Linked DNA regions of Homo sapiens: region 2 is linked to region 1. Evidence: read pairs that join two places in POLR2A ChIA-PET (ENCODE). Cell type or tissue: CD4-positive, alpha-beta T cell. All regions are shown on one strand.

Region 1 (8,000 bases):
GCAACCTACCCCACCACACATAATTTCTTATCCCCTTTATCATTTCCTTTATTCCTTTTATGACAATTTTAGTTTCTAAGTTGCTGTATAATATTCTTATGTATTGTTTTCATGGTTTATTGCATTTGTCTTCTGCTAGGTAAGTAACTTTAACTGTTTTGTTCATTAATGTATCCTAAATCCTTTAGTACCAGGCCTGGCACAGAATGGGTGCCCAATACATCCATTTAAGTTTTTGTTGGAAAGATAGCCTCTCTGCACTGAGAGCAGATTTGGCAGGTGCTCTAATAGTTCATATAAGGCTATAACATTATTTGAGTGAACAGAAACTCAACCAATGGGTTCCTTTAGCTAGTCCACCCATAACATCTCCCGATTCCCACACTACCAGTGCTTGTTTGTCACAGTTCAGCAGGAAGGAGTATGATACAATGACAATGGTTTGGAGTCTAACACTCTCCAGATTTTAACTCTACTAGCTACTGACTAAATGGCCTGAAGGAAATTAGCCTTTTTTACACATCATTTTTCTCATCTATGAAATGAAGGTTCTATTAATCGGGTCTCATAAAGTGGTTGTGAAAATTAAATGAGACAGTGCAGGTAAAATGTTGAGCATTCAGTACATTACTTTATGTAAATGTAATTATAAAGCACTTGAGACAATGCATTTAGGATGTCATTCATTACTCTATAATTTTAGTTGTGGTTTTAATTTGCTTAGTAAACTTCCCTTTATTAGGCAGTAGAAAGATAAACTTTATCCAAGCTCAAATCTGAATTATCAATAACTCTAATACTAGTATATGAATTATTTTATTGTATTGTGAACTCTTAGAAGTAAAATCCATATTCAAGTGAAAGTATAAAACATAATATGATTACATATGAATGAATTTGGATAATCTATTCAGCTTTTCTACATTATTAAGATATGACTTAACTATACTTCTAACTGAATCACATTTTCTTAAATATTATTATAGATAGATAATGAGCTTTTTATGGTTTCAGCTTTCAAACACGAATTTATTATTTGGCATTTCTATTTTTAACAAAGTTTTTCTCTTAGGCCATCTGGATTATGCTAGTTTAATTTTTAAATTTTGACATTTTCAATTAGCTTCAATTTGTCAGTTACACATCTGAATTAAATAGTTGTCTAAATTTTAATCATCTTTGGGAATAAATCTTAGCATAATTGATTAGCAATTCTTGATATTGCAGTTTTTTAAAGAATATTCTGTCATTAAATGTGAGTTTCAAACCCATTGGAAATGGTCTCTTTTGTTACATAAATCTGGCTTTCAATTTTTGAACCCATTACCTTAATGTTCAATGCTATTCCCCATTCTGAAAACTCATTTTGTGTGTGGGTACTTGAAATGTTCAGAGATATTATCAAGAACATGACCAATAAGCCATAAAACTGCTCAACTCATTACTAGTACACTTTATTTGTTACTTGGAAAATTTCATTTCAGATTACTTTGGAAGAGAGAGTGAATATATATGTAGCAGTTCTCTCAGTGTAAGAATGTATTTTCCCATGCACAATTTATTTGGAGTTGCACTCTAGCTGTTAGGTAAGTATGAAACTAAGGCCATTGTGTTTAGAAAATGTATTACAGGAATCTGAGCTTTCAGTGGAATCAGATAAGCTGGAGAAATGTGCCTAGGAGCTAAGTGTTCCTTTCATTCTCCTGACTTGCAGTCCACCTTAGGGTAAGACATTCCCATCTACAGCAAATTCACCAGCATTGGAACAGCATGGAAAAACACCCAAGAGCAGCCTTCTGCAAACTGGCTTTCCTAAAAGGGATATACTAAATCTCTCTTCCAAGACTGAAGGAATTAAGCCAAAACCAAGAACTTAAATTAAGGGTAACCAGGGTGATTTCAATCAGAATTTCAACTTTTCATCATCTTTTGATACCTGTAGTGAATTTTGAATCAGTTAGAAGAGATTGTAGTCAAAGTCTTCTATGTAAAAAACTTCTTTAAACTTGTCAATCAAAGACAAAACAGGCACATGGCAGAGTACTGCTCTATGAACTTCTGTTGGCTAGAAAGGAAGGGCCTGTCTCTTAATCTTTAGAAGGCTTCAGATAATTACTGAAATAGATTTCAGGTACACTTCAGAGGACATTTACTTTTCACCTCTGCCGATAAGTGGCATGATGGTACAGCCTATTTTTCTTTGGTTTTCAGTGGGATTAAAAGCTCACCTTGAATGTTTCAAAACCTTGTAAGAAGGTGCTTTGGAGCAGGTTGTAAGATATATGAGTATATAGCAAAGCTTAGTTTGTTGTCTTTTATAAACACTTTAAAGATCTTTGGATTAAAGGAATAATCTGTGGAGAACATTTTTAGTTGCTAAAATAAAGTGTGTGTTCATAGCTGGATAGTCTTTATCTTTATTTTAGGCCATAACTACTCTTTGTGTTGAATAAGAGGAAGGCAAAAGATGAATGTGGAGATGTTCCCTTCCTGGAAAGCAAGTGTTGAGGGTAAAAGCAGTTTCTAGAAATGAATAAGTTAAGGTGGAATCAGCAAGAATAATTTAGCCCTAAGCAAATGACAGTCGTCATTGTTAACTGTGAATTCACAGGGCCCATGCGAATAGGATATGGCTGTTAATCATGATTGAAGAGGTCACAGATTTGGATGGTAAAAAAACCCAGCCTATAATGTCCAGAAAAAGGAAACAAAATAGTTTTTTTCTGCAGGGAAGTTTCACCATGATACATAGGAAGTAGCAACACTTCCAAGTGCTTCCTAACGTGAGAACTATTCTCAGGTTTTACTTCTATCAGTAAGTTATTCTTCCTGACAAAATGGGTGGAATGCCATCTTTTCCCTCACTGTAACACATAATAACATAGCAGAAAAGACATAGGAAACAAGATTTTCAGTTCACAGTGGTAAGAGAAACACAAAAGTGCAACTTCAAAGTGAAAACAAAGAGAAAAAGCATTTCCCAGTAATAGGTTGCTTGTTTGCTTGGAAGAAGGGGGCAGAATATAAGGGCTAAGAATGATAGGTCAATTAAAAAGAAAATGAAACTTAAAAAGAACATTGACTTTAGGAACAGTCAGACTTGTGTTTTCATGTTTTCATTCCAACTTGTGAATATAGGCAGGACCCCTAAGCCTCCATTTTGTCATATATAGATTGGAAATAATAAAAAGATAATAAACTAACTCATATAGTTGTTGTGAGAGTCCAGTACTTAATGTAGTTAATGGAATGCTAGGCATGTAAGTGCTCAAGAGTTTGCTACTGCTCTCATTCACCCCCAGAATACCATTGATAAAGGCTATACAGTTAAAGTATATTTGAGCAAATACATGTGTAGGACCTGAAAGAAAAAGCCTTTATATGAGAAAACAACATGTAAGTATCAATAAGTAAGAGAAAAGAAGTGTGTGGTAAACAAGAATGTCATCAGGTTTAGGAGGAAAAGCAATATGGACTGAACTGGAGACAGGCTTAAAAGTTGTCACAGTTTTCCTTAGAATTGATGTAAGATTTGTCTTTATTTGTGTCTATATTTATGACAAAGTTAATTGTAGAGTAACCTACAGATGATTAGTTCCAGTCATTACTATACATCTGTCTTAAATTAATAAACCTCTCAAGGTCTATAAGATCCATTTCCATTCTGTGTTTTTGTTTTTTTCTCCTGTATACTTGAGCAGTCTAGATTTTGGTGCCCAGAGAAAGGAAGAGCTAAAAAGTGACACTCCTTTATAGCAATTTTGCTTTAAGAAGCCTCTATTCTTTCTGTCTGTGTTAAATACCCATATCTACATGTATTTGTCTTAACATGCTATATTTTTACATATGGCTAAATGTTATTGCAGACTCCTCATGAGCTTTCATTCAATACCATGAGTCTCCAACGAAGCAAAAGGAAAACACTTTCTTTCTCTGTTCAGCTCTCATTTTTCTAACCAGAGGAACTGTAGAAAGACATGTTGGATTTGTTTCTCTCTGATCACTTACTTTTTGGCTATAGAGCTCCTTTTAAGGGAGGCAATGTTCTTGGATCAGTCTGATTTGGTCAGGAAAGAGGAAGCCATTTTAGGTATATTAGCGGAAAGAAAATTAATATAAAGAATTTCAGGCTTAGACAACCACTGGAAGAGCTGCAAAAGGAAAGATCAGAAAGGCCTCTTCCAAGAAATCTGGAAGTGTGAGGATTTCATGGAAGCCACCAATAATGATTTTAGTTGCCAGCAGAGCTGAAATAGGAGCACAGGAGAATTTCCACAATAGGAGTGAGCCAGACCCCATCTCTTTTCCTCTCCAGATCTTGTCTTTACCTTCTCCTTCCCTGCCTTCTATCCCAGGAGGCTGACTGTATGGACTAAATGGGTGGCCCACCTTGTCCTCTAGCTTCCTGTTGAGTTTGGCCAGTGGGGAGCACCAACAGGAGATGAGAAGTTGTGGTTAGAGCAGTTATTCTCCTGCCTTACTCTCTTCAAGGTCACTTCAGGAAGGCTGTGTTCTTTGACTGTAGGTTCTCTCAGGTTAACCTCTTCTCCCAACATCTTCCTTCTTGGTATTGGTGACTGTTCCTTCCTCTTATCCTTTCAAGCCAACAGATGATAACAGCTTTTACCAACCCCACCATTCTGCAGTACACTTTGGAGTTCCACTACATCCTGCAAGATCTTTGTATTGTAAATGCTCCAAGTTCCTGTTGGGAACTGGACTGATATAATCATTTGTACCATGAGCTTCCCTAAGAAATGCACCTTTAAGATGGGTGACTGGAATTGGGTGGTTTATTTTTAAAGGAACTCAGGGATAACCTCTTTGCCAGGATGAAAGGGACATGTGTAATACACGGTGTGTGCTGGAATCTGCTCACATGATCATGCCTGATAGCATAAGATAAAGTAGAGGTGAGGGGCAAGACCTGACTGGAGTAGCTGAGGAATTGAGTTATTTTGTAAATAATAAATAAAAATACAAGAGCTATGGAATCAGTTGTTTATCAATTTGGGCAGCAGAGAGCATAAACAGAAATTAAGAGCCATAAACATATAATTAAGAATACTTGTGGGAGATTGGAACCTCTCCTGAGGTTGCATATCTAGAAGCGTAAATGTAAGGACTGCAGAGTTGTAGCTCCAGTTAAATGTTCAGTCCTGCCAGATCTCTCATTTAAAAGGAAGGACACAGGGAAATAAGTGGAATCTTGAGATTTGGGTCGGGGCCATTTGGGAAAATTGTGGACTGACATTGAAATCTTTGATCTCCAACTACCTGTAAAATCCCCTTGTTGGTGAGGGAGCCTTGTCCCTCTATCAGCCCTCCTTTAGTTAAAGTATTCAGTTATTACATGACAGGCAATTGTCTCAGGAGCTGATGAAGATCTTTTGAACATCCACCCTGATTTCTTATTACCTTTGTGTCCTCATTAATTACATACCAACATAGCCATAAGAAGTTAAAATCTTGCTTTGCAAGGAGGGGGTCTTAAATCAATTGTCACAAGATTTCAATATCTGTATTGTCAGGGGCATTGGTCATATGAGTAGGAGTATGTTTGAAAGATGATAAACCAAGAACAAGGAAATATGCTCAGTTGGGTCAAATCTTCATCAATAAAGGTAAATTCATAAGGTATTAGGATTTAATATGTGTGTTTAAGCCTCAGAGAGTCATCTAAATATTCCGATAGCTTGGGTCATTGAAGCCTGGGATGGAAAGATAACCAAGTTAATAAGATAAAGTGCTAGAACTTTCCTGGCACCATACAGGAAGGAATCTGAAGACTTAGCTATATAGGAATGTTAGATGAATATATTACACAAAATCTATGAAATATCTCTCAGTCATAAAATTCTAAGATGTTTAGAATTGTGACCTATGAACTTACCCTGATTTCTGGAGACCTGAAACATTACCATGGTTTTCTGGTCAGAATGAGAGCTTATGATTGTCAGGTGATAATGAAGTCTTGGCTCATTTCCAGGTAAAATAAGTCCTGTAATTACTGTATTTCTCAAGTCTTAGAATGTATAGAGAAAACAGATACACTTTGAAACTATTAGAACCCCTGATCCATGGGATGAAGGCTAAATGGCAGGAAGGACTAAACATAAGTCCTGACACTGATTCTTCTAACAAAGATAATAAACCCAAAGCATAACCTTATCTTTCGTGTAATTGCCAAGATTCATGTCACCATCAAATATTTAACTGATACAGTGATACTGATTCCCACTACATCCTTATTTAAACTTTCCCATTTGGCTAGTGCCAAAGCCAGATGGGTTGTAGAAAATGAAGGGTAATTATCCCAAACTTATTCAGTGATGATGCCAATTGCAGCTGCAGTTCCAGATGTGCTACTTATACTAGAGCAAATAAGCACAGCTTCTTGTAGTGATTGATCTGCAATCTTTATTTTTTTTTTTCATTTCAATCAGTGAGGAAAATCAGAAGCAATTTTCATTCAATGGCAGGGATAACAGTATATTTTTATTATGTTGAGCTCCTACTCTATGTTGAATGATGTTGACCCTCCTACTCTCTAGCATCTCTATCATCTGAAGGGACCTTGATGATCTTAATATCCCATAGAATGTCATGCTGATCTGTAACATTGATAGTAGTATGCCACTTAAAATTGCTGAACAAGATGTAGCAAGTGCTCTGAATGCATTAGTAAGACATATTTGAACCAGAATGTGGAAGAAATTTCAGAGGCTTGTCACATTATCTCTTTCTAGGGGTCCATGATTTGTGTTCTATTTAGCTTTTCCATCTAAAGAGAAGAAGTGGTATTTTGCTGTTCATCATAAAAAGAAAATGCTTGATGAGCTTCTGTAGATTTTGGAGAAGATATATAGCTCAACAATATGTTCCTCAACTCACCAAGGCTGAGCTGCTGCTTATTCTTCTGTGTTGCCCATCTGTCGAAAGCAGAGGCCAATGCTGAGTCTTCAATATGGCATTATTCCTCAGTGGGGACAGCCAGCAAAATGGTGGCTATCTGATTATATTGGACCACTTCCATCATCAAGGGGTCATGCTTTGTATCACATGAATAGATTAATATTCTGGGATGAATTTGCCTTCTCTGTCAGCAGCAGCATGTGTGTACTCATGGAAAGCCTTATCTATCAATATCACCTCCAATTAGACGGCTGCTTTTAGGTTAAAGAATATACATTAATAAGCCTACGCCTCAAAATTATTCCATACTACATTATCCAAAAGCAGTTGACTTGATAGTGTAATAAAATGGCCTTCCATAGGCTCAGTTACATTGCTCACTAGTACATAACTCCTTTCAAGATTGGGCTTTTATTCTACACATTGCAATACCCCCCCAATGCATACATATACATATTTGTGTGTATATGTATTGTGTATATGTATTTGTATATATGTGTGTGAGTATATTTGTATTCTCATAGTTAGAATGTATAGATCTGGAAACCAATGGGTAAAAGTACATTCATCTTTCAAGATTGTTTATTTTTGAAAAAAATGACTAATAAGCACCTTAATCATTGAGTTATGATTAAATAAATCCATTGAATTTAATTAGCATAATACCATCAATGTCACAGATCAGCATGACATTCTATGGGATATTAAAATGATCAAGATCCCTCCAGATGACAGAGATGCTAGAGAGTAGGAGGGTCAACATAATTCATCTGTAGGTTTTAAAGAATTTTGCCTGTTTTTTTTATCAGCTCTTGATGGAGTGGAATCTAGGATTGGAAGTTATTCTCAAATTTCTAAGATAGGGCTGGTATTCATTCAAAAGGAGATAACTTGTAGATATTAGGGAGGATTGATTTGTTGTCATCAAGGCTATCGATAGTACCTTAGTCTTGATAGTTTGAGGTTTCTGAGAGCTTTGTTAATTATAGTTTTAAAATCCCTTGGCTCTCTTCATCTTTCCTGAAGTTTGGTATGATAAAGATAGTGGAAATTCCAAGTAATGATCATTTACAGAGTTCTTAAAT
Region 2 (8,000 bases), 190 kb before region 1:
GACAGAGTGAGACAAAAGAAAGAAAGAAAAGAAAAGAAAGGAAGGGAAGGAAGGGAAGGAAGGGAGGGAGGAAGGAAGGAAGGAAGGAAGGAAGGAAGGAAGGAAGGAAGGAAGGAAGGAAGGAAGGAAGGAAGGAAAGGAGGGAAGGGAGGGAGGGAAGGAAACGAAACAGAGGCACATAATTAACTTGACCATGGCAACAGGGCAAATAAGCAGCAGAGCCAGGATTCAATGCAGGTAGTCTGGCTCCAGACCACTCCACCATATGCAACTAAAGGTAAGGAGCACATAGAAACTCCATTTCTCCCCACTGTTCCAGTTCCCTTTTGCTATTTCATTCTTTTGACTGCTTTTACTGAGTACTCACTAAATGCAGCTAAACGAACAAAGTATGTGCCTGGAACTAAATTCACTAACTTAAAGAAAATCAAGCAGCCATGCACAAACAGAAGAACATTTAAAAAAAATTAAAATACTTAGAATCCTATCCAGTGTAATGATGCGAATTTATTTAACAATTCTTGGTCCAGTTTTTGTCCATTTGGTATTCCATATCTCCCTGCCTCCCTCAGTGTAACTCTTCACTTGAAGGAAAGAATGGAACAACAAAAAAAAAAAAGACAATAAACTTTGGGGGCACTTTCATTCCCTACTGCCAAGTGAGGTAAGAACAATGAAGAAGTTCAGTCTTGCAAAAAAGGAAATTATTTTTTATGCCATCAGGAGCCAATTACCGACACAAGACTAAGTATAAGCCCGGAATTTCTTCCATCTTTGACTCTCATTTGGCATCATTTTCAATATATGATTTACAAGTTGAAATGTTCTCTTCAGTGTTAAGAAGCTGGAACAGAACACAAAGATACTCTACTCCTATAAAACTAGTGCATGTTAAAGCATGGCCAAACTTAAGAATCACTTGGGATGCTTGAAAAACAACAATAACAATACTAAGGTCTCATTTAGAGAATCTAATTTTTTTTAAAGGGGGAGGAAAGGAAAAAGATGCTGGAGGCTTACCTAGATAGTCTAATTTAATTGTTCAGGGACAGTGCTGGGCATTGGTAGCTTTAAAAGTTTTCCAAGTGATTGTAATGTGTGACCATGCTTGCAAGGCTGTTTAAATGCAACCCAAACCTTCTCAAACTTTAATATACATATAAATCACCTAAAGACCTAATTTAAAATGCAGATTCTGATTCAAAAGGTAGGGCCTGAAATTCTGTATTTCTACCATGCTTCCAGGCAATGCTGATGCTACTGTTATGTGGACCACACTTTTGAGTAGCACTGTTCTATACATTCCTTAACAAATCATAATTACTAAAGGTAAGGAATGGAAAAGATACCACAAGTCAAAGCAATGTGGAATATTTCATTTTTATGTAAAAGAGGTAACTGTTTTCAACAAGCAACTGGAACCCACAATAAATGATTACAGAACACAGGGCTACTGTTAACTAAATGAGTTAATATGCATAAAATATGAGGGACTGTTCCTAACCCAGAGTCAGTACTCAATAAATATTAGTTATTGCATTGATCTTTTTTTAACAAATGAGTGGCAAATGACGGCTAACCATATCAAGAAAACTCAATGCAGATATATAACTTATGTTGTAGAAAAAATATGGCTTCTACTGCTCACAGTCTTCATATTGTGTCATGCTCTTTTATACCTTAGGCCATCAGGTACAGAATTCTAAACACTAGCCTCACAGTTAAAATGTGCGCATTCATTAACATGATGTCTGGGATCGGCTTTAAAATACTTTGGCAAAGAAAAAAGAAGAGTAATCCTAGCACTTTGGGGGGCTGAGGTTAGGCGGATCACTTGAGGTCAGGAGTTCGAGACCAGCCTGACCAACATGGCAAAACCCTATCTCTAATAAAAATAAAAACATTAGCCAGGTGGGGTCGCATGTGCCTGTAGTCCCAGCTACTCAGAAGGCTGAAGCAGAATTACTTGAACCGAGGAGGCAGAGGTTGCAGTGAGCCGAGACTGCACCAATGCACGCCAGCATGGGCGACAGAGTGAGACTCTGTCTCCAAAAAAGGAAGGAGGGAATAAAGGAAATGTAATAAAATCTCCATAAGTAATCTATGGGATAGGTATATGTGGGTTAACTGTCCTCCTAACTCCTACATATATCTGACATTTTTTCAAAATAATTTTTAAATGTTCTGTTTTTCAATTCCAGCTTGATCACTTACTAGCTCTCTGATCATGAGAAAATTATTTAGCATCTTTGATTCACAGACTTCAGAACAGATTTCCATATTAACCTCCTCACAGGATTACCTTAGGGATTAAAAGAAACAGTAAAAATAACTGACACCAAGTAGGTCACATCATAATGATAAATTTAATTTTAATCCAAATAGCTCCAATTTTAAGAGAAGCAAAAAGAATGGTAATGTGTTTCTAAAATGCAAACAGGTGAATCTTAAAGACTGAAGAGTGCCATCTTCTTGCCATTTCAGCTTTTTCTACTGCCTCTTAACATTCTAGACTAGATTCCATCACAAACAGCAACAGGTAGCATTTAATGAAGTCTCCAAAATGCCGTGTCCTGAAATAAATGCATCAAAATGTTTCTTGCATGACAACACAAATCAACTAAGGGTAGCCTACAGACAAACACCACTTCTAGCTGCTATACTATTCTCTGGTCTACAAGTAACATAAGCTTTTCCTCCCACTCACTCCCTTCATTTACAAACATCTCTGAACAAGTAGCTGGGGATAACAATTCAAGAGAAAAGAAACCTCTTAAATATAGGCTAAATAATCAAAAGCAAAAGATCCCTTCTGGGGCTAGCTCTTCACAGGACAGAAGTTCAAATATGAATAGGCAGTATCTATCTGCCTATTCTGAGGCATAACTACAAAAGCATTTTAAAATATACATTATTGTGATAATTCCACCATTCTTGAAATAAACCAAATCACTCACAAAATCTCACTGTCGGAAACCTTGTGAAGAAGAAAAGAGGTAGACTTTCATCCATGTGGTCACAATATACAGCTCAGCATAAGAGTGAAAGGGAAATAATTATTTAAAATAGTGAATGTACAGAAAATAATTTACGCACATTTCCATTTTTTAAGAATATGGAGAACAGTCTTACTTCTGTCCAAGACAATTGAAGTCTAATCAAATATTGTGACTGAACCAAATATTGTGACTGAATGGGATTCCAGTTTGCCTCTCTTCCATAAGAAAAAATTCTAAAACCTGGAATCTACTACAAATATGTTAACCTCTCTCATTAGCTCAAGGAAGAACAAAAACAGTGAACTTAGAAGCTGTATTTACTAGGGGAATTCCCAAAAGAAGAGCTCTCATAATCTTCTACTTTAAAATTTCACTCATAAGACACAAATTAAATCCACATTTGTGGGAGAAAAAAAAAAAAGACAAACAAAAAATCCAAGCATGTTTCTTACATATTTTCTCACTTGGTTCCCATGTACTACCACTGGAATGTTTAATCACTGGTTATTTTACTTTGATATTCCTATTTGAATACAGACTTACCTGATATTTTTTCTATACTTATAACATTCAAATTAGCTGTATATGTATTATAAATGTTGGGCATAATGACAACTCAGCATCAATTTCCTTATAAAGTAGAGGTTATTTCAGGCTAGCTTCAGAACTGAAATAAACACACACAGCAGGAAAGTTGTAATGCATATTTTGTTTTTTCAGGCCATGAAAACCCTTACATTTCAATAAATATATATTAACAAAATGAGAACTGTCAACAAAACACTCTAGTTGTATGAACGTTACTCAAATTTTTCATCTACATGGTACTGGACACCTTTCATAAACAACAACCAAAAAAAATATATTTGAAGTTCAGGGTCCACAAAAATATCACCAGGGAAAAAAAGAAGAAAAAGAAAATATGAACCTAAGCTGATTCCAGCAGGAAGAAATTTTCCCACATGCAGAGGTATTCACCATGAAGCAAGAGATGGTAAGAGGCCTCCGTGTGAAATTGGAGCTCCCCGAATTTACAGACCCAGGAAATCAGGGCAGGGTGTTAAATCTTCTCTTACACCTAAACCTATGACCTGCAACTACCTCAACCACAGAATTTCTCAAAGTGAATCAAACAAGGTTCAGTTGGATTCAAAATGCGTTTATGAATCACAAGAACAAACAACTGTCTCCAATCACCTGCCTCAGGAGAAGCACTAAAATTCTCAATCACCATCTTTTCTTTCAAACAATTTAAGAATTGTATAACTAGGCTAACCCTAAACATTCATCATAGTACAAGAATAGTTAAAAGTAGTAAATGAAAAATTCTGATCTCAAAACAATTCACATTTGCATCTAAAATGTTACAATGAAACCACATAACTCCCTCCTCAAAATGTTTCATGTGACGTCTCCTTGAAGTGGCTTTCACTTTAGCTATGTGTGGCTTCCTTTATTTGCTTCAGCAACAAAAATATGAAAATGAATACAGGCATACCTCACTTATTGTGTTTTGCCTCACTGCACTTTGCAGGTATTACATTTTTTACAAATTGAAGATTTATAGCAATTCTGTCACAAGCAAGTCTAGCGGTGCCATTTTTCCATCAGCATGTGCTCACTTTGTGTCTCTTGTGACATTTTGGTAATTCTCACAATATTTCAAACTTTTTCATTATTATTGTATGTTATGGTAATCTGTGATCCATGGTTTTGTATGTTACTATTGTAATTGTTTTAAAGCACCTCATGTCACACCGATATAAGACAACAAATTTAACAAATAAATGTGTGTACTCTGACTGCTGTGCTGACCAGTCATTTACCCATCTCTCTCTGTCTCTCCTTGGGCCTCCCTACTCCCTGAGACAAAATAATATTGAAAATGAGGCTTATTAATAACCCTAAAATGGTCTCTAACTGTTCAAGTGAAAAGTTGCACATGTTTCACTTTAAATCAAAAGGTAGAAATGATTAAGTTTATCATGCAAGGCATATCAAAAGTGGAGACAGGCCCAAAGCTAGGCCTCTTGCGCCAAACATCCAAGTTGTGAATGCAAAGGAAAAGTTCTTCAAAGAAATTAAAGGTGCTACCTAGTGAACACACAAATGATAAGAAAGCTAAAGAGCCTAATGCCAATATAAGAAAAGTTTTTGTGGTCTGGATAGATCAAACCAATCACAAAATTCTCTTAAGCCAACACCTAATCAGCAGCCAAGACCCTAACTCTCTTCAATTCCATGAAGGCTGAGAGAGGTGAGGAAGCTGCAGAGAAAAAGTTGGAAATTAGCAGAAGTTGGTTCATGACATTTAAGGCAAAAAGCCATCTCCACAACATAAAAATGCAAAGTGAAGCAGCAAATTTTAATGTAGAAGCTACAGCAAGTTATCCAGGAGACCTTGCTTAAGATCATTAATGAAGGCGGCTACACTCAATAACAAATTTTCAATAGGGATGAAACAGCCTTCTATTGGAAGAAGATGCTGCCTAGGACTTTCACAGCTAGAGAGGGGAAGTGAACTCTTGGCTTCAAATTTCAAAGGACAGGCTGACTCTCTTTTTAGGGGTTAATGCAGCTGGTAACTTAAGTTGAGGCCCATGCTCATTTACCATTCTGAAAATCCTAAAGCCCTTAAGAATTATGCTAAATCTACTCTGCCTGTGCTCCGTAAGTGGAACAACAAAGCCTGGATAACAGCACATCTGTTTACAGCATTGTTATTGTTTGCTGAATATTTTAAGCTCTTGGCTGAGATTGAGATTTACTGCTCAGGGAAAAAAAAAAAATCCTTTCAAAATATTACTGCTCTTTGCAATGCACCTAGTCATCCAAGAGCTCTGATCTTGTACACAGCACCCATTCTGCAGTCCATGGATCAAGGAGTAATTTAAACTTTCAAATTGTACTATTTAAGAAATATATCTCATAAGACTGTCACTGCCATACATAGTGATTCCTCTAACAGATGTGGACAAAGTACATTGAAAACCTTCTGGAAAGGATTCACCATTCTAGATGCCATTAAGCACATTCATGATTAATGAAAGAGGTCAAAATATCCACATTAACAAGAGTTTGAAATAAACTGACTTTAAGGAATTTAAGCCTTCAGAGGAGGGAGTAACTGCATATGTGGTAGAAATATCAAGAGAACTAGAATTAAAAGTGAATCCTGAAGATAGGACTGACTTGGTGCAATCCCATGATAAAATTTTAATGGATAAGGAGTTGCTTCTCAAGGATGAGCAAAGAAGATAGTTTCTTTAGAATCTAAAAAATCTACTTTCTTTGCTCATCCTTGAGAAGCAACTCAAAGGATTTCCAATACTACATACATTTAGCTGATAAAGCAACAGCCACCCCAAGACACTGACAGTTCAGATGATCATTAGCACAACGGTTATGTATTTTTTAAGTGAAGTATGTACATTGCTTTTTTAAACATAATGCTATTGCACACTTAACAGACTACAGTATAGTGTAAACATAACTTTAACATGCATTGTGAAACCAAAAAATTTGTGTGACTAGCTTTCCTGTGATATTCGCTCTATTGTGGCAGTCTGGAATATCTCCAAACCGACAATATCTCCAAAATATGCCTGTATAAAGCCACAATATCTCTAAAATATGCCTGTATAAAAAGGCAACGTCTACAAAAAAAGGCTAACAGTGTACAATAACTAGCACTACACTTTTTTTTCATAGCCTTAACCTAGGGGAAAAACTTAAGGTCCAATTAAAATGACTTTTTTATGGATCTCATAGTTGGTACTTCTTTTTATGTTTTGGATCGTTTGTGTTATAACACCATAATAAGGTCAATAATGCCAAGAAAAGCATAATTTATGGTCCAGTCCCATTGTTGTGGGCCTCAACTACATATTTCTACAAAGAAGACAAAAATATCTGCCCCACGAAAAGTATTAGATTTTTCTCCCACAGAAAATGCCACAGATGTTCAGCCAAAATGATTTCCAGGAGCAATGATATTTTATATAAAAAGAAATCCCTAATAACAAGTATTTTCTATCAATTCACTGACACCATCTAATATATTTGGCCTCATCTTGCCCTGAAGTTAGTGTTATGGTGGTAAAAGCCCAGGATCTGAGTCACGACTTGGAGTCCAAATACCTGATCTACCACTTACTCACTAGGAAACTTTGCATAAGGTACTTAAAATGAGGTAATATACATGCAAGGCATGGATATTAATGTCATTAAAATTTTTAGAATAGAAGGGAGGACAGGAAGTACTTTGCTTCATTATTCTTGTATAATAAACAGAAATATCTTCCCCAGTCAATTTTTTTGTTGTAAAAAAACAAATGAAGAATAATGTGCCAGGCATTGCACTAAGCACTGGAGAGATCAACTGGATAAGACCCTGCCCCTCAGAGATTTCTCAGTTAATGAAGAAAAAATGTTGCCAACATTTGTGATCCATCGTGCGTACAACAGACAAGTAGCAGCACAGACAGCTGGTAAGGGTTTCAGAGAAGTTTCACACAGGAGAGACAGATTAAAAGTGTTCCATGCAGAGGTAAAGCAAATGAAAAGCATGGAAGGTGTGCTTCAGGTTTTTAAGTCCTTCAGCTCAATCAACTTTTATTATATGCCAAACACAGATAAACAATCAGAATACACATATAAATAAAAAATGTTCTCAGCTCCCAAAAATTTATATTCAAATAAATTGGAGACTTAAAATAAGTTCAGTACAATGTAACATATGCTATATTATAAATATTTTCAGAATTCATGTGATAGGGTCAAATTCCGTAATATACAGAGTTCCTGCAAACCAGTAAAAAAAGGGATCAACCACCAAGTAGGTATCGGCATAATCAAGTGTTCGTTTTAGAAAAATAATCCTAGTGCCAATGTGACAAAACATATGTGTATGCAAGAGAAAAAGGTTGAAAGCAGAGACACTGATGTTGGGAGGCTCCTGCAGCACTAGGTTAGAAGTATTTAAAAGACTTGAACTGAGAG

The links. ChIA-PET counts read pairs that join two places held together with the same protein. Peaks named below come from ENCODE experiments on the same cell type or tissue, not always from the same donor. Only the 100,000 strongest peaks of a DNase experiment are listed, where the experiment ranks them.
Region 2: POLR2A ChIA-PET joins it to region 1 with 5 read pairs; 3 of 35 experiments call an interaction of 5 or more read pairs at or near these places.

Annotation. Positions count from the first base shown.
Region 1 is chr4:101,512,732-101,520,731 of GRCh38, forward strand. No RefSeq gene overlaps it. Among named protein-coding and RNA genes, the nearest start is that of PPP3CA-DT, 170 kb to the left of the region's middle. In CD4-positive, alpha-beta T cell, no CTCF peak of the experiment used is centred here; no DNase peak of the experiment used is centred here.
Region 2 is chr4:101,324,087-101,332,086 of GRCh38, forward strand. The region is part of intron 1 of PPP3CA (protein phosphatase 3 catalytic subunit alpha); the gene reads right to left. It overlaps MIR1255A (microRNA 1255a), which reads right to left and starts at 6,328; the gene lies at 6,216-6,328. In CD4-positive, alpha-beta T cell, no CTCF peak of the experiment used is centred here; DNase peaks (open chromatin) are centred at 4,095 and 4,425; H3K4me3 peaks cover 580 bases; H3K27ac peaks cover 993 bases.